2 separate regions of the Homo sapiens genome follow, and region 2 is linked to region 1. A link is an interaction called in ENCODE POLR2A ChIA-PET data of the cell type or tissue named here. Cell type or tissue: GM12878. All regions are shown on one strand. Each heading gives the region's core, and the rest is flanking DNA. Links, peaks and the distances in the headings are about the cores only. Region 1 overlaps ALDH6A1 (aldehyde dehydrogenase 6 family member A1). Region 2 holds the start of PNMA1 (PNMA family member 1).

Region 1 (4,388 bases), core at 78-4,077:
AAGCTTTAGGAGGCCAAGGCAGGAGGACTGCTTGAGCCCAGGAGTTCCAGACCAGCCTGGGCAACAAAGTGAGACTTCATATTTACAAAAAATAAAAAAATTAGCCAGGTGGTGGCCCGCACCTGTGGTCCAAGCTGCTCAGGAGGCTGAGGCAGGAGGATCACTTGAGCCCAACAGTTTGAGGCTGCCATGAGCTAGGATGGTGCCACTGCACTCCAGCTTGGGTAACAGACAGCCTGTGCTTTAAAAAAAAAGACTGCTAACAAGATGACTCCAAATGACAAGTACAGTATAAAGAGAGGAAATGGCAAGAATAGACATGATTGTTCCCACTGGCCAAGGCCAGTGACAGAACCCAAGAGCTTAATGCCACAGATGCAAAATCTAAGGGGGCAAGTCAGGTGATTGATTACCTGCATTGACTCTCAGGTTTTTGGCATGCTCCACCAGCTCTGGCAGCCACTTCTTGGCTTCTCCCACAAGGACTGCTGTTGAAAGAGCCATGCAGCGCTGACCAGCAGCTCCAAATGCTGCCCCAACCAGCTGGTTCAGGGTATTTTCCTTATTGGCATCTGGCATGACTACCCCATGGTTCTTGGCTCCCTAAAAAAAAATGCAGAAAGCACATGAGTCTTCCTTGGCCAAATACAACTAAGCTAAGAAATTAAGCAGTGGACCAGGTGTGGTGGCTAATGCCTGTAATCCCAGCACTTTGGAAGGCTGAGGTGAGAAGGATAACTTGAGGTCAGGAGTTCAAGACCAGCCTAGGCAACATAGTGAAACACCATCTCTACAAAAAATACAAAAAATTAGCCAGGCATAATGGCACCAGTCTGTGGTCCCAGCTACTTGGGAAGCTGAGGTAGGGGGACCACTTGATCCTGGGAGGCGGAGGTTGCAGTGAGCCAAGATCACACCATTGTACTCCAGACTGGGTGACAGAGTGAGACCCCTGTCTCAAAACAAACAAACAAACAAAAAACAGGAATTTGTTGTCTGCTGGGTTTTTTAGTTATATGAAGAGCAATGTTAAAAAAAAAAAAAAAAAGAACTTACAGCCTTACAGCAATAATGCCAGTAACCAGCTGAAAGGCAAAACAGAAAGTAGACCTCTTGATGTAGAATTTCAAGAAAGAGGCCAGGCATGGTGGCTCATGCCTGTAATCCCAGCACTTTGGGAGGCTGAGGTGGGTGGATCACTTGAGGTCAGGAGTTCAAGACCAGCTTGGCCAAGAAACCCTGTCTCTACTTAAAATACAAAAATTAGCTGGGTGTGGTGGTAGGCACCTGTAATCCCAGCTACTCAGGAGGCTGAGGCATGAGAATTGTTAGAACCTGGGAGGTGGAGGTTGCAGTGAGCTGAGATGGCACCACTGCACTCTAGCCTGGGTGACAGAGTAAGACTCTGTCTCAAAAAAAAAGAAAAAAAGTGATTAACGTGACTTAGAATGAAACTCCTCAAAAGGTTCATGATTAAAGAGAAGACATTCAGGAGGATATGGTAAGGCTTACGCCTGTAATCCCAGCACTTTGGGAGGCCGAGGCGGGCAGATCATGAGGTCAGGAGATCGAAACCATCCTGGCCAACATGGTGAAACCCTGTCTCTACTGAAAAAAAATAGAAAAATTAGCCGGGCGCTGTGGCATGTGCTTGTATTCCCAGCTACTCGGGAGGCTGAGGCAGGAGAATCGCTTGAACCCGGGAGGCAGAGGTTGCAGTGAGCCGAGATCATGCCACTGCACTCCAGCTTGGTGACAGAGAGACTCTGTCTCAAAAAAAAGAAAGAAACACTGACATTGGAGTGGGATGAGTGGCCTCTCTGCTGAAGGTCTGTTCCTAGGTAATTTTCATATATAGAACAAAGATTGGAGAAAAAAGGAATAAGAAGTCACCATATTGGCTTGAACCCTCTTGCCATGTCTTGATCCTCTCTCGAAGATATACTCTCCTGCCTTGTTGGATCCCACAAAGCTGATTGCTTTGATGTCCGGATGATCGCAAATAAAATTTACAGCTTTAAGAAGAAAATAAATGATCACTCACAAAGGAGCAAATGGATTCTCAACATGGCAAATTTCCCCTTTCCCCACTGCTATGGATTTGAAGTTTTCCTGTGTTTTTCTTTTACTTTTTCTTTTTTTTTTTTTTTTTTTTTGAGACGGAGTCTCGCTCTGTTGCCCAGGCTGGAGTGCAGTGGCACAATTTCGGCTCACTGCAACCTCCGCCTCCCAGGTTCAAGCAATTCTCTGCCTCAGCCTCCCAAGCAGCTGGGATTATAGGCACCCACCACCATGCCTGCCTAATTTTTGTATTTTTAGTAGACACGGGGTTTCACAATCTTGGCCAGGCTGGTCTTGAACTCCTGACCTCGTGATCCACTCGCCTTGGCCTCCCAAAATGCTGGGATTACAGGTGTGAGCCACTGCATCAGGCCTGTGTTTTTCTGTACTGGATTCTCATTGTGAAGTTCTCTCCTTGTTTCTTTTAAATTCTATTTAGCCGGCTGGACACGGTGGCGCATGCCTGTAATTCCAGCACTTTGGGAGGCCGAGGCAGGTGGATCACCTGAGGTCAGGAGTTCGAGACCTTCCTAGCCAATATGGTGAAACCCTGTCTCTACTAAAAATACAAAAAAATTAGCCAAATGTGGTGGTGGGCACCTGTAATCCCAGCTACTTGGGAGTCTGAGGCAGGAGAATTGCTTGAACCCGGGAGGCAGAGGTTGCAGCGAGCCGAGATTGTGCCATTGCGCCTCAGCCTGGGCAACAAGAGCAAAACTCCATCTCAAAACAATAAAAAATATAAAAATAAATTCTATTTAGTCTCTTTCCTTTCATGATTTTTCTCATTTGCTATTCCAGAATTTCTACTTCTAATCTAACCTTTTTTTTTTTTTTTTTTTGAGACAGGGTCTCACTGTTTCACCTAGGCTAGAGTACAGTGGTACAGTCTTGGCTCACTGCAACCTCTGTTTGCCAGGCTCAAGCTGTCTTCCCACCTCATGGGACTACCTGCACATGCCACCATTCCTGGCTAATTTTTGTATTTTTTTTGTAGAGACGGGGGTTTCGCCACATGGCCCAGGCTGGTCTCGAACTCCTGGGCTCAAGTGATCCGCCTGCCTTCACCTCCCAAAGTGCTGGGATCACAGGTATGTGCCACTGCACCCAGCCTTAATCTAACTTTGAAGGCTGCAACTCCTATTTTCCTCCAAAATAACAGCCTTTGAATACTGAACCCTTCTTTTTTGTCCTTTAAGAATAACAATAGGCAAGGCACAGTGGCTCACACCTGTAATCCCAGCACTTTGGGAGGCCGAGGCGGGTGGATCACCTGAGGTCAGGAGTTTGAGACTAGCCTGGCCAACATGGTGAAACCCCATCTGTACTAAAAATAACAAAATTAGTGGGGCACGGTGGCGCATGCCTGTAATCCCAGCTATTTAAGAGGCAGAGGCAGGAAAATTGCTTGAACCTGGGAGGCAGCGGGTAGAGTGAGCCGAGATCGCACCACTGCTCTCCAGTCTGGGCGACAGAGGGAGACTCCATCTCAAAAAAAAGAATAACAATATTTCCTCAATGGTGACTATGTACTGGGACACTCAGACACTATTGTGTTCTCATGTAAGAGGTAATATAGTGTAGTTTTTAAAAGCAAAAATCAGAGTCAGCCTTCCTGGATGGGTATACACATCCTGGCTTTTTCTAGCACTGTGACTTTGGGCTAATTAATTTCACTATGTCTCATTTTTCTCTTCTGCAAAATGGAAAAATAATACCTACCTCAAAGGGTGATTATAAAGATTAATAGATAAAAAGCACTAGGAACGGTGCCTGAAACACAGAAGCACTATTTAAGTATTAGCTATTATTACATGAATTAGAAGGCCTTCAGTATCTCTGAGATCTGCAAATTCTCTGAATTAAATACCCTCATGTATTCTCTTCACACTGAAGAAAAAAGTTTCTTTTTAATCTTATCTGTGTCTAGCCCTAATCCATATTTCTAGTGTCCCAATATATACTGTAGGGCAACAAGCACTGCTATTCCCCAATCAGTTACCTTGGCGCACAAAGATGGCAAAATCATCAACAAACATGGAGGTTAAAATGAGTAAATCCTTTCCTCCTTACAAGTAGGTTCCTTATCCTAAAACATCCAACCATCACTCAACACCTTGATTTTTTGGTAGCCAGATTAAGTAGCCATATGCATAAGGGCAGTTACCTTCATGCTGTCCATGGATGATGTTTAATGTTCCATCAGGGGCACCAGAATCCTGGAGCAACTTAGCAAGAAGCATAGTTGCTCCAGGGACTCGCTCAGATGGTTTCATTAGGAAGGTATTTCCACACACCATGGCCATGGGAAACATCCAAAGGGGGAT
Region 2 (4,388 bases), core at 232-4,231, 360 kb before region 1:
TGGTTGCTGTAAAATAGCCTTCATTTTACACAGGTGTGATGAATTATAGCTATTTCTTCAGTGAAACAAAATGTTTAGCTGAAAAGTGATCTTAAGAGAAAAACACTGCCAGATAACCTCCTGAACCCCATTTCAAGATTTTCTAAAAAAAAATTTTTTGAGAAACAGGGTCTCACTCTATCACCAGGCTGGAGTGCGGTGGGACGATCATGGCTTACTGCAGCCTCAACCTGCTGAGCTCAAGCGATGTCCCACCTTAGCCGCTGGGTGGCCACCTTAGTGCTGGGACCACAGGCGTGTGCCACCATGCCTGGCTAATTTTTAAAAGTTTGGGTGGAGATTGGGTCTATGTTGCCCAAGCTGGTCTCAAAATCTTGGCTTCAGGCAATCCTCCCTAAGTGCTGGGATTACAAGTGTGAGCCAAATCTGGTATCTAAATTTTTTTTTTTTTTTTTTTGAGATGGAGTCTCACTCTGTTGCCCAGGCTGCAGTGCAATGGCGCAATCTCGGCTCACTGCAACTTCCGCCTCCCAAAGCGATTCTCCTGACTCAGCTTCCCAAGTAGCGGGAATTACAGGCACGCACCACCACACCCGGCTAATTTTTGTATTTTTAGTAGAGACGGCGAGGTGGCTCACGCCTGTAATCCCAGCACTTTGGGAGGCCGAGGTGGGTGGATCACTTGAGGTGAGGAGTTCCAGACCAGCCTGACCAACATGGTGAAACCCGTCTCTACTAAAAAAATACAAAATTAGCTAGGCGTGGTGGCGCATGTCTGTAATCCCAGCTACTCAGGAGGCTGAAGCAGGAGAATCACTTGAACCCGGGAGGCAGAGGTTGCAGTGAGCCGAGATCGCTCCATTGCACTCCAGGCTGGGCAACAGAGCAAGACCCTCTCTGCCCGATAAAAATAAAAAATTTTAAAAATTAAAAAACAAAACAAAAAACTGTTAAGATGACAGCAAGAGGGGAAGGAAAAAAAGGACCTGCCATTTAAATTCACATAGTATCATACAAAGCTTAAAATAAATGGTTTGATTTAATGACAAAGTCTTCATAAGAAAAAAGGACAGTTTACTTAGGCTAAAAATGTTTATACATGCCAGAAAAATGAGAAGACAACAGAATTTTTAAAATATTTTAATTTGTATATATAACTTCAAATTTAGAACACTCAGTATGAACAAGAACTATTCTCTGACAAAGATGTGAAATGGGGGAGTGAATTACTGTACAGGTGCATATCAACCTCTCCATGCAATTTACATCTGTATCTTATGCAATGAGAAACTGGTTTACACAGCTCCGTAACTGCAGTATTTTTTAACACCCCATTTTGCAGTCTCAGAATACTTTTCAATTAAACTGGTCGACATGTTTAAAGATGAGAAATAAGATGTTTGCATTGTAAAGTTGAGTAATAGCTAATAAATGCACACTTCCTTCCATTAATATAAATCTGGAACAATTTATGGTAAACAAAAATCTATCCGCGTTATCAGTAATCTAACAGTGCATACTTTTACTGAACACTTCCTGTGAGCCAGGCCTCGTAGTAAACATCTGAACATGCAATTTCACATTCAGTGTGGAATAAGAAGTGTCATAGGTTCGCGTGTTTTTCACAACTGATTATGATGTCCATGATGACAGCGTGCACTAAGCGCTGTGTCCAACCAACCCTTTACCTGGCATTTTAGCCAGCAAGACCCGCTTGCATTGCAGTCGTTCACGGTGCTCGCTGGCACAATTTTAGAATGTTACATGAATACTCAGGCCTGACTAACCTTCCCCTCCAAAAAACAACAAAACAGAACAAGGCTAAGCCTTTACTACTCAGAGACACATCTGTAAGACCCCACAGGGACAAGAAAAGTAGCTGTGATCTAGGTCTGCACTAAAGCTGCCTTTCCTGGCACTCAGAAGTGCCCTTCCAGGCCTAACTGCAGAAGGGTGGCCTCAGCCTCCTCCTCCTCCTCCTTGGCTTCCTCCTCACGGATCTGCACCAGCAACTGAAAGAGGTTTGGGGCTGGCCCTTCCCCAGCCCCGGTAAGCCACAGCTGCCTTCGGATGGCCCCGCTGTGGTTGGCCCCGGCAATGACCTGCTCTAGGCGGGCCTGGTTCACATTATCTTTATCAATGGCCCCCTTCTCTACCACCTTCTGTAGCAGAGGCTCCAGACGAATGACATAAGCAGACAATTTTTCTCCCGGGTTCTGATAAGTGTTCAGAAATTTGATCTGGGCATCCCTAGAGCTCTCAACGCTCCCAAACACCTGCTCAAGCGCCTTCAGGCATTCGGCAGTGGTTATCGCGGGGTTGTTGGACTTAAGGATGCGAATAACATCAGCGGCGGGGCCTCTAAGACTCTCCATCAACCGCCGCCTCTTTTCTACATCGGACACCTGCCACTCCTCTAGGACCTCATTAGTGTGCTCCAGCCAGGGATCAAAGGTTTCCTCTCCAGGCCCTGGGATGTCCCTCCCCGAGAAAAGTGTCAGCCTCTTGTACCATATGGACTCAACAAGAGGCTGAATAACATTATCCAAAATATAGTTTAGCATCTCTGCTGGCATCTCTGGGCCCGGGGTCGGAGTAGGGTTCTGAAACCCAAGGACACGGGCAACATCTTGCACGGTCCACCCCTCTCTAGCTAGGAAGAGGTGCAATCTTTCTAAAAATTCAGCATCAGAAGTTGGGGGCTTAAATAACACTTTCCAGACCCCTCCTTTGCCCGGCATCTCCCTGGGGATCGCGGCGTAATCTACAGCGCCAGTGAGCTCTAATAAGGCTGCTTTCGCATTTTCTTCCCTCCAGAACATTCTCCCAAGCATTCGGTAGGAGACCTGGGGCATCGCAGCCTGGAGGGTCTCTTCGATTTCAGCCTCATCACAGTTCACTGGGATGCCCCAGACTAACAGAGCTCTCTGGGAGTTCACATCCATCCCCCGGCACCAGTCTTCCAACAGTGTCATCGCCATTTTCTCAACTATCAAGACGCCAAATTCTACCAACAGACTGTGGCTCACCGTGCTCCTGGCCTTAGAACAATACCAGACACTCCCACCAAGTAGGCCCGAGGGAGGCGACCTTCATGCAGTCACGATTAACAAAGACAGAGTCCTGATCTCGCCCTTCTCTGCCCCCACAGTCAGTCCGTAGGTGCACTCGGAGCCGAGCTCGGGGACGCTGAGGCAGTCACGCGGCCGTCGCCATCTTGCGTCTGGGTCTGGGTCCGGTCGGGTCCGCCGCCTGCAGCAGGGGCGTCGCGTCGTCGTGCAGCGGGCGAGGAGCGACGGCGGGCGGCGAAGGCAGGCGCGCTGGGCCGAGAGCCGCCGGGGTGTGGTCGCGGGGCGTGGCCGCCGGGCGCTCGCTGCGGCTCCTGGAGAGGATCGGGCGTTCGCGGTCGCAGCCTGGTCTTCCCGCGGGCGAGGAGCGGCCGTTTGGGAGACTAGCCAGAGGGAGAAACTGTGCCGAAGTCGCGGCGGCTGCGGGCCAGCGGAAAGCGGCTTCTTGGCGGGCGCGGGGACTCCTCTGGGCGGGCGGCGAGGACGGCCGAGGACCAGAAACGAAGGCAGCAGAGGAGCAGGAAAGTCGGAGAAGCGAGGCTGGAGACAGCAGAGGCGAGGGTGGGAAGGGGCGGCCGCGGCGGCCCGCAGCGGTTCAGGCGCTGCGCGGCTGCTCTGGCGTCCAGTCCTACCCGCAACCCGCCGCGACGTTACTGCTGCAGTGGAGGATGGGGCCAGCCGGCGAGCGGCGTCCGCCCCGCCCCGCCCCGTCCCGCCCCCGCGGCGGAGCTGCTCGGGCGTCTCCATGGCAACGGTGTCCCAGCCGGCGCGAGGCACGCCTGCTCCGGCGGCTCGCGGGGGTCGAGCGGTTGCCGTGGAGCCAGCGAGGGGCTCGGGCATTTGTTTCTCTGATGGCGCATTTCCTTTTTCATAATTTAGCATTTTAACAGTAAACAACTACTACTAAGCACCGTGTTTTAAAAATAATAACCCAATCCTGGAGTGGATTTAAGATGATATTGTTGGAAATGCATCCCTCATGGTGGACTTGTCTACTCGGGTTGCTCAGCCAGTCCACCCTGCACGTGAAAATACTCTCCTCAGAACCCTGGCTTCCCGTTGCCCCTGACCACACTGTGCACCCTGCATATTTCATCCCAATGAAGCCAAAATGTCGGAGTGCGCCATTTCTGTGTATTTGTGTGAGACACTGAGTTTAGACTTTTTCTTGTCTAAAATTTTGTAAAAATCTGTCTGTGTCTACTGAGTCATCTTTTAGCCAGGCAAACATTAGTGTATTATTTTCCTTTTCCTGGCTGGCATCATTGACAATAGGCTGCTAAAAGAGAATCCTTATGGTTCAAAAATGTCGAGTAATCT

The links. ChIA-PET counts read pairs that join two places held together with the same protein. Peaks named below come from ENCODE experiments on the same cell type or tissue, not always from the same donor. Only the 100,000 strongest peaks of a DNase experiment are listed, where the experiment ranks them.
Region 2: POLR2A ChIA-PET joins it to region 1 with 6 read pairs; 2 of 35 experiments call an interaction of 5 or more read pairs at or near these places.

The regions. Positions count from the first base shown.
Region 1 is chr14:74,066,967-74,071,354 of GRCh38, forward strand. It overlaps ALDH6A1 (aldehyde dehydrogenase 6 family member A1), which reads right to left. Exons shown (of 12, transcript NM_005589.4): 6 at 4,229-4,388; 7 at 1,894-2,015; 8 at 414-603. It also overlaps a transcript of BBOF1 not described here. Among named protein-coding and RNA genes, the nearest start is that of ALDH6A1, 15 kb to the right of the region's middle. In GM12878, for the core only: no CTCF peak of the experiment used is centred there; no DNase peak of the experiment used is centred there.
Region 2 is chr14:73,710,659-73,715,046 of GRCh38, forward strand. PNMA1 (PNMA family member 1) reads right to left here and starts at 3,726. Exons shown (of 1, transcript NM_006029.5): 1 at 1,125-3,726. The coding sequence starts at 2,981. The coding sequence ends at 1,920. RefSeq lists enhancers at 3,122-3,181, 4,122-4,191 and silencers at 3,272-3,441, 3,622-3,901. In GM12878, for the core only: no CTCF peak of the experiment used is centred there; no DNase peak of the experiment used is centred there; H3K4me3 peaks cover 2,937 bases; H3K27ac peaks cover 2,082 bases.